Linked DNA regions of Homo sapiens: region 1 is linked to region 2. The links are chromatin loops, found by intact Hi-C in ENCODE. Cell type or tissue: heart left ventricle. All regions are shown on one strand. Each heading gives the region's core, and the rest is flanking DNA. Links, peaks and the distances in the headings are about the cores only. Region 1 overlaps DPF3 (double PHD fingers 3). Region 2 overlaps DPF3 (double PHD fingers 3).

The links. A loop is a pair of places that touch in the nucleus more often than their neighbours do. Peaks named below come from ENCODE experiments on the same cell type or tissue, not always from the same donor. Only the 100,000 strongest peaks of a DNase experiment are listed, where the experiment ranks them.
Region 1: a loop joins it to region 2, with 2.0 times the contacts of the local background. A loop is called at or near these places in 15 of 110 quality-filtered maps.

The regions. Positions count from the first base shown.
Region 1 is chr14:72,830,395-72,838,728 of GRCh38, forward strand. The region is part of intron 1 of DPF3 (double PHD fingers 3); the gene reads right to left. Among named protein-coding and RNA genes, the nearest start is that of DPF3, 60 kb to the right of the region's middle. In heart left ventricle, for the core only: no CTCF peak of the experiment used is centred there; no DNase peak of the experiment used is centred there; H3K4me3 peaks cover 348 bases; H3K27ac peaks cover 1,580 bases.
Region 2 is chr14:72,880,649-72,888,982 of GRCh38, forward strand. All of the region lies in intron 1 of DPF3 (double PHD fingers 3), which reads right to left. Among named protein-coding and RNA genes, the nearest start is that of DPF3, 9.3 kb to the right of the region's middle. RefSeq lists a silencer at 1,319-1,519. In heart left ventricle, for the core only: no CTCF peak of the experiment used is centred there; no DNase peak of the experiment used is centred there; H3K27ac peaks cover 2,018 bases.

The DNA of each region.
Region 1 (8,334 bases), core at 130-8,129, 50 kb before region 2:
CAGACTGCCACCAGTCCATAAACAGCTTTTGGGAACAAGAGACTCAGAGGTGAAGAATGTGGAATTTGAAATCAGACTTGAACTCAAATCCCAGTTCCACCTCTCCTCATTCCCTGACCTTGAGCAAGGCACTGTTCCAAGCCTCCCTTTCCTCCCCTGCACAGCGAGGACAATACCACCCCATCCCAGTTGTGGGGAGGATTCAATGGAATAGATGTGACGCACTTAGCATGTGACCATCGGGAACGGAAGTATGACATTATTAACATTATTTCTACCACTTCTATAACATATGTGGTATCTAATACAAATTAATGACTGCTACCCAAATTTCAGACTTTCTGGGTCAAAAGGACCTTACACATAATATAGTGGACTTTCAATAAACACTTACCAAATGGACAAATGAACCCCTTGTCACCCCGATCTCACTAGTTCCTTCCCTGAAACCCGACACATCTGAGTCCTTTTCTCCTTTACTAACCCTTTCTCCAATCCTGCTCATGGGAATTAAAGCTGTAAAATAAGCCTGGCGCACCTCGGGCCTCTGCCCTGGGCTCTGTGGGTGGGAGCACTGTGGAAGCCGTATCAATCGCCCCCACCTATGAGAGCCTTTCTTCAGGGCCAGCCATGAACGTCCCCCATGTCATCAGCATCTTCAGGCTACTGCTGTCCTTCTTGGATATTTAACCTGGAGGCGGGCCAGGGACAGAAAAAGGAGGTGGCAAGATCCTTGAACAAAAGGAGCTATAAAAGGGCGTTGGGGGAAGCAAGGCAAACGGCAGATTAAACAAGCAGGCACCTCAAGGAAACGTGACGCGGGAGGGGATTCCGAGCCTCTCTGTCTGCTTACTTGACAGCAAGCAGGTCAGAGTTCCTGCCATTTCCTTCTAGTAGAAACCCCACCAAGACCACCTCCCCGCCTTGGCAGGCAAAGCACTGGTAGCTCTCCCAAGGGAAAAAAAAAACAAAAAACACACACTCCTTGTTACAAACCAGACACAGTCCTGGACAGAGCCCAGCTAACAATAAATTTCTGGGGTTCATCTCACAAGTACATTAAGTATCTTCTGACAATCTCCCAAAGGGCTGGGTTTTTCTGGCCATCACAGGGCTGTAGAATATTGAGTACAAGGAGAGGGCTTCAAGAACAGGGGATCCAAGCCCTCGTTTCATTGATGGGGAAACTGAGGCTCAGAGAGGGGGAAGGAACTTGTTCAGGATCATCCAAGTATGCTCCCGTCAGTAGCAGCACTGAGCCAAGAACTCAAGGCTTCAGTTTTGGCACTGGGTTTTGCCAGAGGCTTGAAAACATACCAAGAAGTGGAAGGTGTACTATGAGCTAAATCTCACTTTTCCTGAAAATATAGATGTGTGCTCACACAGGCACACATGTGCATAAAAGGTAGGGAAAGAGGAAAACAAATGTAGCAAAATGCTAGTAAATGGTGAATCTAAGCAAAGGGGATATTGGTGTTCATTGCTCTATTTTCACAACTTTTCAGAAGGCTTGCCATTTTTCCAAGAAAAATCTGAGGAAGGGCTAGGTGTGGTGGCTCATGCCTGTAATCCCAGCACTTTGGGAAGCCAAGGTGGGAGGATCGCTTGAGGTCAAGAATTTGAGACCAGCCTGGGCAACATAACAAGACCCCATCTCAACAAAAAAATTAAAAATTGCCAGGCATGGTGGCTCACACCTGTAGTCCCAGCTACTCAGTAGGCTGAAGCAGGAGGATCGCTTGAGCCCAGGAGTTCGAGGCTGCAATGAGCTATGATTGCACTACTGCACTCTAGCCTGGGCAACAGAGTAAGACCATGTTTCTTTAAAAAAAATTAAAATTAAAAAATAAAAAATTTTGAGGGAGAAAGATAAAGCACTAACTAGCAATCTAAGATAAAAAATTTTTTTAAAAAAATCACTTGGAAAAGAGTAGGAATTCCTCCTTCAATTTCATTCAGTTTCCCTAGCTAGGGACTAATATCCTTAGAAAAAGTTATAAGAAATCCAGAGGTTAAAGGGGTGGGACTCCAAACAAGTAAGAGATCGCCAGTATTCATAGCAGTCCGCAGCTACAGCAATCTTAGAATCCAAATACGATTTCAGATATTTTGTCCCATCAGCTCCTAAAATACATATATTCTGGTCACACCATGTATCCTCTGTTGTTTTTGGTGCAAAAAGTAAAGTAACCATGAACTACAGATAGGGCAAATGTCAGAATTTTTCCAGGGGACTTTATCACCTTTGCAATACAGGTAGTTTATAAATGCAATACAATATAGTTTAATTTCTATTCAATTTGCAAATTCTTTCACATGAGTAAATCATTTAATCAAAATCCACATCCAACCCACACTCACCATGTTCTCTATCCATATTAGTATTTGGTTTGGGCCATACTGGGTCCATAATCCAGCCCTGAAAATCTATCCTGGGCCACATATATAACTCATACCAATAGCAGGGCACTCAAGGCATGAAGATTTGAGGGAACACAACCTATCCAAGAAACCTCAAGGAATTCCTTATGGCTGAAGTAAGGTCTGAGGAAACCATGAGCAGGGGAATATGACTTGGAGAGAAGGTAGAGGTTAAATCCAGGAGGGCTCATACACCCAACAAAGGAGTTGGAAGTTTATCCTTCAGAAAACAAGGAGTCACTGAAGGGTTTTAAGTAGGCAGTGATATAATTGGATCATTCTGGCAGAGTACAGATGGATGAAAGTAACTCAAAGCTAGGAAGACTATCGGAATGACAAAGACCTGAACTAAGGCAGTCTGAGCGGGAGTGAACTGATAACACATTAGGAAGAGCTATTGACCACAGCAAATGGACAAAACTGGGTGGGAAGAGGGCAGATGTGTCTGAGAGAGACAGAAAGGATCCCAGATGACGTCTAGCTTGGCCAACTAGGTAGACGATGACAACACTCACCCTGACGGGGAATCCGGGAGGAGGCGAAGGCTTGGCAGAGGAACGTGGTGAGTTTTGAACGTGTTGAGGTCCTGGTTGGATATACAAATATGGAGCTCCAGAAAGAAGCCCAGGATGAATATGTGCATTGGGAGTAACCAACATTAATGTACGGGGATGGATGCCAAGGGTGCAGAGGAGGTCAGCCAGAGAATTGGGGGCAAAACAAGAACTGAGTCAAGGACAGAAACTCTGGGGGAAAAAAAAAATTTAAGGGCAGTCAGGGAAGAAGAGACCCCAAAAAACGTTGAGGAGTAGCCAAAGAGGTAAAGACCTAGGCCTGCTTTTAAGTGACCCACTAAACTCCTCCATCTCCACAGGCTGGTCACACCATGCTGGGGCTGGGGAAGGAATAATCATGTGTTAAAATAAACTCATTTCTCAATGAAAAGACAAACAGCCCAATTTAAAAATGGGCAAATAACAAATAGACATTTCTCCACAGAAAACATACAAATGGCCAATAGACACATGAAAACATAGGAAGTATCATTCGGTCATTAGGGAAATGCAAATCAAAACCACAATGAGGCCGGGCATGGAAGCTCACGCCTGTAATCCCAGCACTTTGGGAGGTCGAGGCAGGTGGATCACTTGAGGCCAGGAGTTCGAAACCAGCCTGGCTAACATGGTGAAACTCCTTCTCTACTAAAAATACAAAAATTAGCCAGGTGTGCTGGTGCACGCCTGTAATCCCAGCTGCTCAAGAGGCTGAGGCACGAGAATTGAACCTGGGAGGAGAAGGTTGCCGTGAGCCGAGACTGCGCCATTGCACTCCAGCCCGAGTGACAGAGTGAGACTCTGTCTCAAAACAAACAAACAAATAAACAAAAAACCCACAATGAGGCCAGGCATGGAGTCTGACGCCTGTAACGCCAACACTTTGGGAGGCCAAGGCGGGTGGATTACTTGAGGTCAGGAGTTTGAGACCAGCCTGGCCAATATGGTGAAATCCCATCTCTACTAAAAATACAAAAATTAGCTGGGCATGGTGGCAGGCATCTGTAATCCCAGCTATTCGGGAGGCTGAGGCAAGAGAATCACTTGAACCGGGGAGGCAGAGGTTGCAGTGAGCCGAGATCGTGCCACTGTACTCCAGCCTGGGTAACAGAGTGAGACTGTCTCAAAAAAAAAAAAAAAAAAAAAATCAGATACCACTTCACACCTGGTGGGATGGCTAGAGTCACAAAGAGGTAGAGGAACTGGACCCCCCATACATCACTGATTGGAACACAAAATGCCACAGTCACTGTGGAAAACAGCTTGGCAGTTCCTCAAAACTTCAAACACAGAGTTATTATATGACCCAGAAACTCCTCCCCTAGGTATATACCCAAAAGAATTGAAAGCATATGTCCACGCCAAGACTTGTACATGAAAGTTTGTGTTAGCATTCTTCATAACAGCCAAAAAGCAGAGATAAAGCAAATGTCCATCAACAGATGAATAGGTAAATCAAATGTGGCGTATTCATACAAGGGACTATTATTCAGCCATAAAAAGGAAGGGAGTACTGAAACATGCAACAACATGGCTGAACGCTGAAAACATTATGCTGAGTGACAGAAGCCAGATACAAAGGCCACATGTGTTATATGATTTCATCTCTATGGAATATCTAGAATAGGGAAATCCAAGGAGACAAAAAGCAGATTAGTGGTTACCAGGGGTAGAGGGGACAGGGGAGTGGGGAGTGTCTGCTTCCTGAGTGCAGAATTTCTTTTTTCTTTTTCTGTCACCCAGGCTGGAGTGCAGTGGTATAGTCTAGGCTCACTGCAACCACCGCCTCCCGGGTTCAAGCAATTCTCCTGCCTCAGCGTCCTGAGTAGCTGGGATTACAGGTGCACGCCACCATGCCCCGCTAATGTTTGTATTTTTAGTAGAGACGGGATTTCACCGTGTTGGCCAGGCTGGTCTCAAACCCCTGACCTCGTGATCCTCCCTCCTCGGCCTCCCAAAGTGCTGGAATTACAGGCATGAGGCCACCATGCCAGGCCAGGATTTCTTTGTAGGGTGATGAAAATGTTCCGGCATCAGATGTGGATGATGGCGGATGTACTAACCACCACTGAATTACGCACTTTCAAATGGTTAGAATGGTGAATTTTATGTTGTGTGAATTTTCTCTCAACAGAAAAATTCAATCATCCTTTACAAAGTGACCCACAGCCACAAGGAGCTGGGGAAGCAGTTTCTCCAGCTTGCAGCAGGAGCTCCAGATATTCTGAGTAAAGAAGCCAAACAGCCTGCTTCCCGGGAGACCCTTAAATGTCTTCACACATCCACAGCTGGGGGAGGAGACGCTGATGAACAGGAGAAGATGGAGCATCGGCCTCCCCTGGCTACTCACTCTGTGCTCGGGCCGCCTCGCCCACTTGTAAAACCCCAAATGCCAGGGTGGCAGCAAGGCATACATGCAACTATGACTTGACCCGCAGCGAGGCAGCAACCAGGTCTCACCTGGGCATAGTTACCCCACAAGGACAGGAAAGGAGAAATGGTTTCCAGGCCCAGGACACCCAGAAGCCACCAAAAACCAACCTCATGGTTCATCCCCCTTATTTGACTCTTCGACACCTAAAACCTGTGCGTTGTGTTCAAGATACACCCGCCGGAGACCACATTCCCAGACATCCCGAGGGCCAGCCGTCACCACACGGGTGCCTCGGGGAGATGCTGGAGACACAAGTGGCTTTGAAATTAGCACAACTTACATGGCCTCCAGGTCTGCTGTGGAAATCCAGGTCCAAAGAAGAAGCCAGTGAGGAACAGGAGGCTGATCATTGTGTTCTCAGAAGGGGTTGGAGCCTCTGGGGAGGGGGCACTGAGGACAGAGCACGGTGTTCTGCAGATCATATCACATCTCTACTTCCCTCTCCAGTGATATGCTTCCCTCACTCTCCCATTTTGCTCCCTCTCTCCTGCCAAACTCCCAGGGCAACCCTGGATAATAAAGTGACCGAATGTGAATGCTTCCAGGTGGCACACCAGCACTCCAGAGAAACTGTCAGAGCAGGGGGCAAACCCCTGGCCTACTCCAGCCACTGGATAAGCGCACCCTCCTCCATGCCTCCCTGCTCCTGCCTGCCCTGAAGGGAGAAGGAGCGCAATGAAACTAGGTCTTCCCTTGGGGTTCTGACCACCTCGTGGGGAGATTATGATTGCCCTGTGGTTGCCATGCCTACTGTGATGTCACTCCTTTTATCAGTCTATCTGGATGAATTTTTCCCCCTTTTCTCTGAAGGAAACCTCCTACCCAGTGCTTAGGAGCCCATTGGGAGCTCCCGCCCTTGTCTTATCTCGATCTGGGACCTCAGAAGACTCCACATTCCTAACAGGACTAGCTCTCAGGATGAAGAAAATCTCTCTCAAGCTGGTCAATCTACTCCTAGATTTAAGCAGAACCAAACAGAACCTATTTCAACATCCCCTCTCAGAATGCAAACAGGAGACGGCTGTGTGGAAAGATCCAATCACCTTTACTTAATTGGTCAGAATAAAATCACTTTTTTCTTTTTAAGGCAGAGTTTCCTTCTGTGGCCCACACTGGAGTGCACTGGCGCAATCTCAGCTCACTGCAACCTCCACCTCCCAGGTTCAAGCAATTCTCCTGCCTCAGCCTCCTGAGTAGCTGGAATTACAGGCGCGCACCACCACACCTGGCTAATTTTTGTGTTTTTTAGTAGAGACAGGGTTTCACCATGTTGGCCAGACTGGTCTCAAATTCCTGACCTCAAGTGATCCACCCGTCTCGGCCACCCAAAGTGCTGGGATTACAGGCATGAACCACCACACCTGGCCAGAATCACTTTTTCAGTAAAATAAGTGCAAAGAAGAATGAGGGTGGGGGAAAGGTTTACTGATCCCACACTTTGTCATGCACAGAGGAAGGCAAAGAAAGAAAGAAAACTCTTTCCTAAATGATCACTTGTCTCCAGCAGGTGTATCTTGACCATTCCAGCCATGGATCTATAGGGAGTTTCATGCCAATGAAAAGCATTTTTTTGGGGTCCTACTATGCATCAGGCACTGTGGCAGGTACTGGAGACTTAGTCCCAGCCCTTAAAGAACTAATAATAGGATCATGGCCAGGCGTGGTGGCTCACGCCTGTAATCCCAGCACTTTGGGAAGCCGAGGCGGGTGGATCATCAGAGGTCAGGAGTTCGAGACCAGCCTGGCCAACATGGTGAAACCCCATCTCTACTAAAAATACAAAAATTAGCTGGGCGCAGTGGCAGTCACCTGTAATCCCAGCTACTTGGGAGGCTGAGGCAGAAGAATCGCTTGAACCTGGGAGGCAGAGGTTGCAGTGAGCCAAGATTGTGCCATTGCACTCCAGCCTGGGAGACAGAGCAAGACTCCATCTCGAAAAAATAAAAAAAGAAAAGAAAGAAAAAAAAGATCACTGTTCACAATCACAACATTTACACAGCCTCCTTCAAAAGAATTTCTTCTCTAGAAAGATAAGCTGAGAGACCAGACAGTTCGTCTGCGGCCTTCATGAAGTGAAAGGAGGCAGAGAAGAAAGGAGTTGGCCATGGACAGGTTTTGCCCCAGATCCTTGAGTGAAGACCCCAGCCTGCTGCAAGCTTTTTCCTCATTCTGTCCTCCCCTCCTGGAATCTGTGGCAGCTTCCACAGGCGGTGAAAGAAGGCAGCAAGCAGTGGCTCCAGTGCCAGCTGCAGCAACCACACCAGGGGAATGGGGCCATCTGACACAGAGAGGGTGTGAGGGCCAGGGAGACTGTCCCTGTAGCCAGCTAACCCCTCCAGTCAAGTCGACTTTCACAAAATGGGCCTGCTCCTGGAAGTCATTGATGCCATTGTTAAAACACAGCACCAGGCCGGGCACGGTGGCTCACGCCTGTAATTCCAGCACTCTGGGAGGCCGAGACGGGCAGATCACTTGAGGTCAGGAGTTCGAGACCAGCCTGGCCAACATGGTGAAACTTTGTCTCTACTAAAAATACAAAAATTAGCTGGGCGTGGTGGTGCACACCTGTAATCTCAGCTGTTCAGAAGGCTGAGGCAGGAGAATCACTTAAACCCAGGAGGCGGAGGTTGCCATGAGTCGAGATCGAGCCACTGCACTCCTGCCTGGGCAACAGAGTGAGACCCTGTCTCCAAAAAACAGCACCCTGGAGAAGACAGCAGTCCATTCACACTGGAAACATCCAGACTTATTACATAAAAATGGCAATTAGTGGCCAGGCACAGTAACTCACGCCTGTAATCCCAGCACTTTGGGAGGCCGAGGTGGCGGTGTAATCCCAGCTACTCGGGAGGCTGAGGCAGGAGAATCGCTTGAACCCAGGAGGTGAAGGTTGCAGTGAGCTGAAATCACACCACTGCACTTCAT
Region 2 (8,334 bases), core at 195-8,194:
TGGGCTCGGGTGATCCTCCCACCTTAGCCTCCCAAATAACTGTGACTAAAGGCGCGTGCCACCACACCCAACTAGTTTTTCTATGGGATTTTGCCCTGTTGCCCAGGCTGGCTCGAACTCCTGGGCTCAAGCGACCTGCCCACCTAGGCCTCCAAAAGTGCTGGGATTACAAGTATGAGCCATTGCACCCAGCTGGAAAGTGTTCTGCTGGTTGTATGTTTTCCCACCTCTAGGGAATAGGCATGAGAAGGGGAACTGAGGGTTAAAGGAGAAGGCAGCCTCCAGTGGAGAAGGCAGCCTCCAGTAGAGAAGGCAATTGGTGCCTCTTCACTTCCTCTTTCAGATTGTACCTATGGTTACTCTTCCAAGAAGTTGCTTAACAGATGCCACCCACACCTAAAGACGCATAAAGCAGCAGGAAGACTTGACTGAACGTACATCCAGTCCTTCCCTAAAGCCATCATCCTCCTGCAGCTCCAAAAACCCCACTGAACTATGGAAGGCTGGGGTGAGCAGGATGATAGACCTCAAACTACTTCTAACAGTGAAACTGGGGAAGCAGTTTTTAACCAACTCTCCAAGGCAACTCACTCCCTTACAGAGGCATGAAAGAGGCAAAGAGATCTCATTCTCTAAAATTCAGAGCTGTTGTTGTTGTTGTTGTTGTTGTTGTTGTTGTTGTTGTTGCTGTTGTTGTTGTTTTTAACACAAAGCTCAGAAACTCCTTAAGCTAAGAGGCAGGTGAGACTGGGTTTCCCAAGACAAAGTTTCCAGTCCAAACCATCACATAAGGCCAACACTGGGTATTCTCCCTGTGTCGATAGTGGGAAGCCTGGGAAGACGGCCTTCTTCGGAATCCACCGTCCCTTCCCTTGAAAGGTCTTGGGGGTAGGAGGAAAAGGGGCAAATAAATATATCAGTCTGGAGGTGATTCAGGAAGAACAAATGCGGATGTCAAACAACAAATAAGGCAGATATAAATCCAAATAAAATATTAAAATCATTAAAGGGCTGCTGCTCCCTGAAGATTGGGAAAAATGAAGAGAGTTAATTAAAAGCAATCTCCATGCACTGCTGAGCCGGCCAGCCCTGATAAATCAACAGCTGGGGCTGCTGTGGAGGGCAGGCAAGGGGCTTCAGGAGGGGGTGGGCCAGCTGGGGGAAGGGGGTCTGCCACTGAGATGGCTGTGATGGCAAATTGAACACAGTGACTTAAGTTTCATGTTTTATTAAATATTTTATGACCACTGAATAAAGTTATTCTTTGGAGAGGGAGAAAATGATGAGCTGGGTAAGTGAAGGGGGGGAAGATAAGGATGAAGAGGTATTGTCTGATTCAAAACATACTTAGGACTGTGACGTTGGAACCTCTGATATCGCCCCCAAAGGCCGAAGCTTTGGGTTTTTTTTCTTTCTACTTGATCTGCAAAGGTAGCTGTGTCTTCGTCTTCTAAAATCTCTCTACAAAACTTGGGTTATGTTTATCTGAGGGACCAGGGAAGGCAGTGCAGAGTCAGGGAAAGTAATGAAGAGGAAGAAAAGACAGAAAAGATCCTCAAAATTGTCATTGCTGATCAAAGCCAGACTTTTAACACAAAACTAAAAGGTCAGCAGAAATGGTGGGAACTCTTTTTTCTTTCTTTACTTCTTTCCTTCTCCCTTTTTTCTGCAGCTAGTTTTTGTGTGTAAAATGAAAAAGAGCTCCAAATTTTGGGGCTCAATCTAAGTCAAAAGCCAGCTATTTCAGAAGTGTTAGAAGAACAGGCCCTTCTCTATTCTAAGGGGAAACCCTCCAGTTCTTCCTTGATGAAAATATAATCAAGAGAAATGATTGGGGGAAAGTGTTTTTTTCTCCTCCATAGAACTGGGATTGGAAGGGGAGTGTGTGCATGGGGAAACATAAGGAATTATGCATTTGGATATGCATTTTAATTAGGTGGACAGAAGCAGCCGCCTGTTAATTTTTCTTGCTTGTTTCCACTTAGCATTCATCACAGGCAGAACTACCATAGAGCGCTCCCACGATAATAGATGGTTCTGCATTGGCTAAGTCCTCAGGGAAAATAATTAGCAGGAGAGAATATATTCTCTCCCCTCCCACTGCCCCATCCACCCTGCCCTCCCCCTATCACCAGCACCGCGTTGCCGCCCCTCTCCCCACTCCCCTCACCTATAGTGGTTTTCCTAGGAAAAGCCGAGGGCAGCAGTCAGCCTCCTGGTTTGCTAGCACTTACTTTGCCCTGCCAAAAAACAAGGGTCTAGGAGAAGAAACAGACAGATCAGAAGTCTCTATTGGAGTGGAAGCTCCTCGATGTAGGGAGGGAGTCAGGTGGCTGTGCTGATTAGTTCTCAGGGGCAGGCAGGCAATCCATGTTGGTTGTGGGATGAAGGAACTCCAAAGAGGATGAGAGAGTTCTCGTTGTGCTCAACTGGCAGCCAAAGATGTATCGAGAGTTGCTGGTTGAGGACAGCAGGAGTAGGGATGATGTTTTTTGCTTCATTTGCTCTTGTAAAGGAAAGTTGCAGGGCCAAGTAAGTGCAGTGGTTTTCACCTGCAATCCCAGCATTTTGGGAAGCTGAGGTAAGAGGATCACTTGAGGCCAGAAGTTCAAGACCAGCCTGGGCAGCACAGTGAGACCCCCATCTCTATAAAAAAATTAAAAATTAAGTGTGGCAGTACGCACCTGTAGTCCCAGCTACTTGGGAAGCTGAGGTGGGAGATCACTTGAGTCAAGGAGTTTGAGGCCACAGTGAGCTGTGATGGCACCACTGCACTCCAGCCTGGGTGACAGAGTGATCGCACTACTGCACTCCAGCCTGGGTGAGAGTGAGACCCTATCTCCAAAAAATATATGAGAAAAGAAAATAAAGAAAGTTGTAGCTTTGCAGCAAGACTGAATCTGAACCACTTCCAAGGCTGGCAACCAAGACATGCATGTAACTCTGAGATCTGACCCCACCGCAATGCTCTCTGGTCTACTTTTCTATAAAGAATCTGGCCTGGCATGGTGGCTTACGCCTGTAATCCCAGCACGTGGGGAGGCCCAGGTGGGCAGATCACTTGAGGTCAGGAGATCGAGACCAGCCTGGCCAACATGATAAAACCCGATCTCTACTGAAAATACAAAAATTAGCTGGGTGTGGTGGCATGTGCCTTTAATATCAGCTACTCCTGTGTCTGAAGTACAAGATCACTTGAACGTGGGAGGCAGAGGTTGCAGTGAGCCAAGATCACGCCACTGCACTCCAGCCTAGGCGACAGAGTGAGACTCTGTCTCAAAAAAAAAAAAAAAAGAAAAAGAAAAAGAATCCATTCTTGCCACTGACCTCCAATGCCAACAGCTCACTCTCCTTATTCACAAGCAGATCTAAGCCCCTGCCCCGCCTCCACTTCTTCTCTCTCCCTCAGTCATCTCAGTTGAAGGAGGAGCCAGAGACCAGGCAAGGACCAAAGGCCCAAGTTCCCAGAAGAGCACCCCACTCTACCAACCGCGCTTCTGCTTCCTCTGGTTTGGTGGGTGAACTCAGGTCAGGGCTATGACCGGAAATGAAATGAGGGTTTCCCCTGAGCTCACATTCTCACTTATTTCAAACCCAGACAATAGGAAAATCCCACTGAGATCCCAGGGCTATTTACACAGCCTGGATGAGTAGACCTTGCATTTCCTGAGAAACAATGATTAGATGTGATGGGTAATGCCAGAAACATTTATTTTTGTTTTAATATTTAAAATAATGTTTAATATAGTAGGTATTATTGACTGCCTGAGGAGGCCATGATCAGCTACAGGAAACTTTTAGTTCTCATAGTAACACCTCACATTTGCACTTTCCACCTTCTGAAATGTTTCCACATCCATTATTTCATGTGGGCCGCTGCGGGGAAGCCAGGCTGGAGGAAGGGGAAGGGAGGAGAAGGGAGACACAAGCTCTCCTGGCTGTTTGGAAGGACAGGCCTGACTTGCTAACTCCTGCCCCCCAAGCTATCCTGTCATCACCGTGCTTCCACCCACCTCCTGTTGTCAGACATCACATCTCCATCCACCTAGGAAGCCTTCACTCCAAGCCTCACCAGGTAACTGCTAGTGCTACAGCCCCTGGAACTGCCTCAAACCCAAACCCTGACCCCCACGAGGAGTCCCTGCCCTCAAAGGAAGGGGGATATAGGCTGGGCACGGTGGCTCACGCCTGTAATCCCAGCACTTTGGGAGGCCGAGGCGGGCGGATCACGAGGTCAGGAGATCGAGACCGTCCTGGCTAACACGGTGAAACCCCGTCTCTACTAAAAATACTATATATATATATATATATATATATATATATTAGCCGGGCGTAAGGCGGGCGCCTGCAGTCCCAGCTACTCGGGAGGCTGAGCCCGGGGAATGGGGAATGGCGTGAACCCGGGAGGTGGAGCTTGCAGTGAGCCGAGATCGCGACACTGCACTCCAGCCTGGGCGACAGAGCGAGACTCCGTCTCAAAAAAAAAAAACAGGAAGGGGGATATGAGGGGAAGGCAATCCCTGTGGCTGGGGATGGGAGAATTGAGTCTCTGGGTTCCTAGTTCCCAGTGTGTTTATCCCAGAACGCAATGGACTACCAATAGAGGGAGAGGCAGAGAGGTTGAATTCTGTAATACTATTAGGTTTGGGTTTTTTTGTTTGTTTAGTTTATAAGGTGGAGAATGCCTATATTATCTAGAAATGTAGCCGCTAATTTTTTGGGTTTGTTTGTTTGTTTGTTTGTTTGTTTGTTTGTTTGTTTTTTGAGATAAGGTCTTGCTCTGTCACCCAGGCTGGAGTACATGGAGTACAGTAGCGTGATCACAGCTCACTGCAGCCTCAACCTCCCGGGCTCAAGCCATCTTCCTGCCTTAGCCTCCCGAGTAGCTAGGACCACAGGTGTACACCACCACACCCGGCTTTTTTTTTTATTTTTTGTAGCGACAGGGTCTCATGATATGTCCAGGCTGGTCTTGAATGCCTGAGCTCAAGGGATCCTCCTGCCTCAGCCTCCCAAAGTGCTAAGATTACAGGCATGAGCCTAGCTTAGTCCCTAGATTTTACAGTCCAAAAATGAAGGAGACCTAGGCATAGTGAAAACCCAAAAGAAATGAAAATGGGGACTCAAAAACAGCCAAAAGGTGAAACAACCCAAATGCCCATCGGCAGTTAAACAGGTAAACAAAAAGTGGGCTATCCATACAATGGCCATAGAAAGGAATCAAGTTCTGACTATGCTACAACATGGATGAACAAACATTGAAGACATTATGCTAAGTGAAATAAGCCAGACACAGAAGAACAAATATTGTATGTTTCCCCTGATATGGGGTGCTAAGAATGCAGAATGGTGGTTCCCAGGGATGGTAGGAAGCAGGGGATGGAAAAGTATTGTTTAATGCATACAAAGTTTCTCTCCGGGATGATGAAAAGGGTCTGGGCAGCTGGGCACGGTGGCTCATGCCTATAATCCCAGCACTTTGGGAAGCTGAGGCGGGTGGATCATCTGAGGTCAGGAGTTCGAGACGAGCCTGGCCAACATGGTGAAATGCTGTCTCTACTAAAAATACAAAAATTAGCCAGGTGTAATGGCGCATGCCTACAGTCCCAGCTACTCGGGAGACTGAGACAAGAGAATCACTTGAACCTGGGAGGCGGAGGTTGCAGTGAGCCAAGATCGCGTCACTGCACTCCAGCCTGGGTGACAGAGCGAGACTCCATCTAAAAAAAGAAAGAAAGAAAAGGGTCTGGAAACTGATGGTGGTGATGGTTGCACAAGGTGGGAGGATCCCTTGGGGCCATGATTTCAAGACCAGTCTGAGCAACATAGCAAGACCTCCATCTCTACTAAAGATTAGAAATAAATGTACTTAATGCCACTGAAATGCACACTTTAAAATGGCTAAAATGGTACACTGTGTGTTATGTATATTTTAGCACAATAAAGAAAAATTGAGGGAATGCCTCTCTCTGCTGGAGGTCAGGGTGACCATTTTGTTTTCTCTTTAAAGTCTCAGAATTTACACACCAGCTCCTGTGTAGACTCTGATGAGTTCTGCAACCTCCTCCCCCTTCTCTTTATGCTTGCAAAAAAACTGCCATGGAAGCTTTCCACCAAAGAAAAGCCTGATAATAATGTCCCCACTGAAATCTGAGATGTTCTGGAGACATGTCACTGAAGGGGAGGCATGAAGTCCAGTCTAGTCTTGGCTAATACCCACTCAGGTAGGGGCTAGTTCCACACAACTGCTGGGCACCTCCATTTCCTCAGCAGTAACACAGGTATGCTAGAGGAAGCTCAGTGAGACATCAGTACAGGTCCACTTACTTCAGCTCACTAAACATCCAGGTATCTGTGGCTGCCCAAATTAAAATAAAATAAGCACTTTATTTTCAGATTAATTGGGATAGGTGCCATGGTAGAGGAGAAGGCCAGAGAGATCATGGACAAATAAAGTCCAGACCGGAGGACTGGCTGGAAAATTGGTTACCCTTCTGCCTCCAAACACACACACACACACACACACACACACACACACACACACACACAAAAGGAAGCAAAATACAGATGTTCTCAGTGATTCCAGTCTTTTAACCACCAAAAACTGAGTGCTTATCCACGTCAAAATAGGCCAATTGGTCTTCAAGTTCCTCATTCTCATCAGCTTCTGGATGGGATGCTAGTGAGAAGAAAATCACTGAAAAGGAAGAGCCAGAGGAAAAGCCCACATTCTAAATGGCCCACCACCTGGTCCTCAGCCTCAGACCTTGAGAAGGGATAGGAAGTTCCACCCAGCTTAGAACCCCAAGAAGGGAGCACCATGTAGCAAGACTGAATCAGAGAATAAGAAACTGTGGAAGTCTCCAGTCTTAAATGTTCTCTTTAGAGCCACACTTTAAAAATAAGAAAAAATCAGAACTCTGGCCCCTAGCTGTCCTCTCTGTCCTAATCCACCATAATAAGAGCCAGAAAGTTGTTGGCTTGAAAGGAATTTGGGGAATCAAAGTACATCACCATCATAAAGACAAGGAATATGCGGCTCAAAGTTCTGTGTCCCAGATCACAAGCTAGTTGCCTGTAGCTCTGGAAGCGGAGCTCAAGGCTTGGGATTCCTCTCCCAGAGCTTTTTCTCCTCCATTACTCTGAAGTCACTAAGGCTACAAAAAATCAGCCACTGGTGAGAAATGAACATGGAAGAGGAAAAGAGGTTGAGACGGGTTTCATCAATAGCAGGTGAAAGTGTGAGGATGGGAAAAACTTTCTGGTGGAGCTTCCAAGTGCAGATCATTCAAACAGCAGATTTTCAAGGTGAATAACAACAACTAAAAAAAAACCTTTTATCAGCAACCTGAGATGATCACAGTCCCCAGATTCAGAGAGGGAGGAGAGGGTGCAAAGTGGGGATTAGACATGTGCCAGCATTGTTCCGCAGGCTCAGAACTGAGGCCTGGCTGGTGAGGACTCAATGCGGGCTATTTGAACCCCATTATTAGGAGCTCTGAACCTAATCCTCTCACCCCTCCCTGCTTCCACACATTGCCCCTAAATTGTAACCTCTTCAGGGATTCTCTCCCTTCCCTTGCCACTGCCTGCCACACTAATATTCACAAACACACAGCCTAGAAATTCTCCAGTCTGCTCCTCTTCCCTCTGCCCCACCAACACCTCCTAACCACTGCTTTTAAAACTCTAATGCAAATCACAGGCTTCAAAAACCTTCCCTCAGTGACAGTTTTACGATGCTAGCTCCATTCATCCATATGGTTTGACAGACTGTGAAACACCAGTAACCGGACCAATAAGAAAAACAAATTACAAAAACACTACAACACCTCATCTCTCCCCAGTCACTCAAACAACTAGAAAACTTTGGAATTTGCAATGGATCACAATATCAGTCTCTCTTGCAGTTCAACAACAATCTTTGCAGAGTTCCATACCACACAGTGGTTTTACCCACTCCTCCATCCTCCCCCTACCCAAGGCCACTCTCCATCTTTCCTTGTTAACTACCTTCATATTTAAAGACTATTTAAAATTAGGGCCATGCTTACAAATTCCCCTGTTGGGTCGTAGCTGGGCAAAAAATATTTCAGTGGTTGTGGGATTTTTTTGGCCAGAGGTTTGCAACATTTGGCTACATTTCTGTTTTCTAGTGACTTTCAAAACACTCAAAAACCACAAAAGTTACTTTGCAGAGGTTGGGATAATAAACAGGCCTGGATTCTGGTGCCTCTTTATGACCCAGCCCCCATCGCCACTACTGTCAGCATAGCTGCCTTAGAAAACTGAAACATCAGCCTCAGTTTCCATTCTTTTTCTGGTGCATGATCA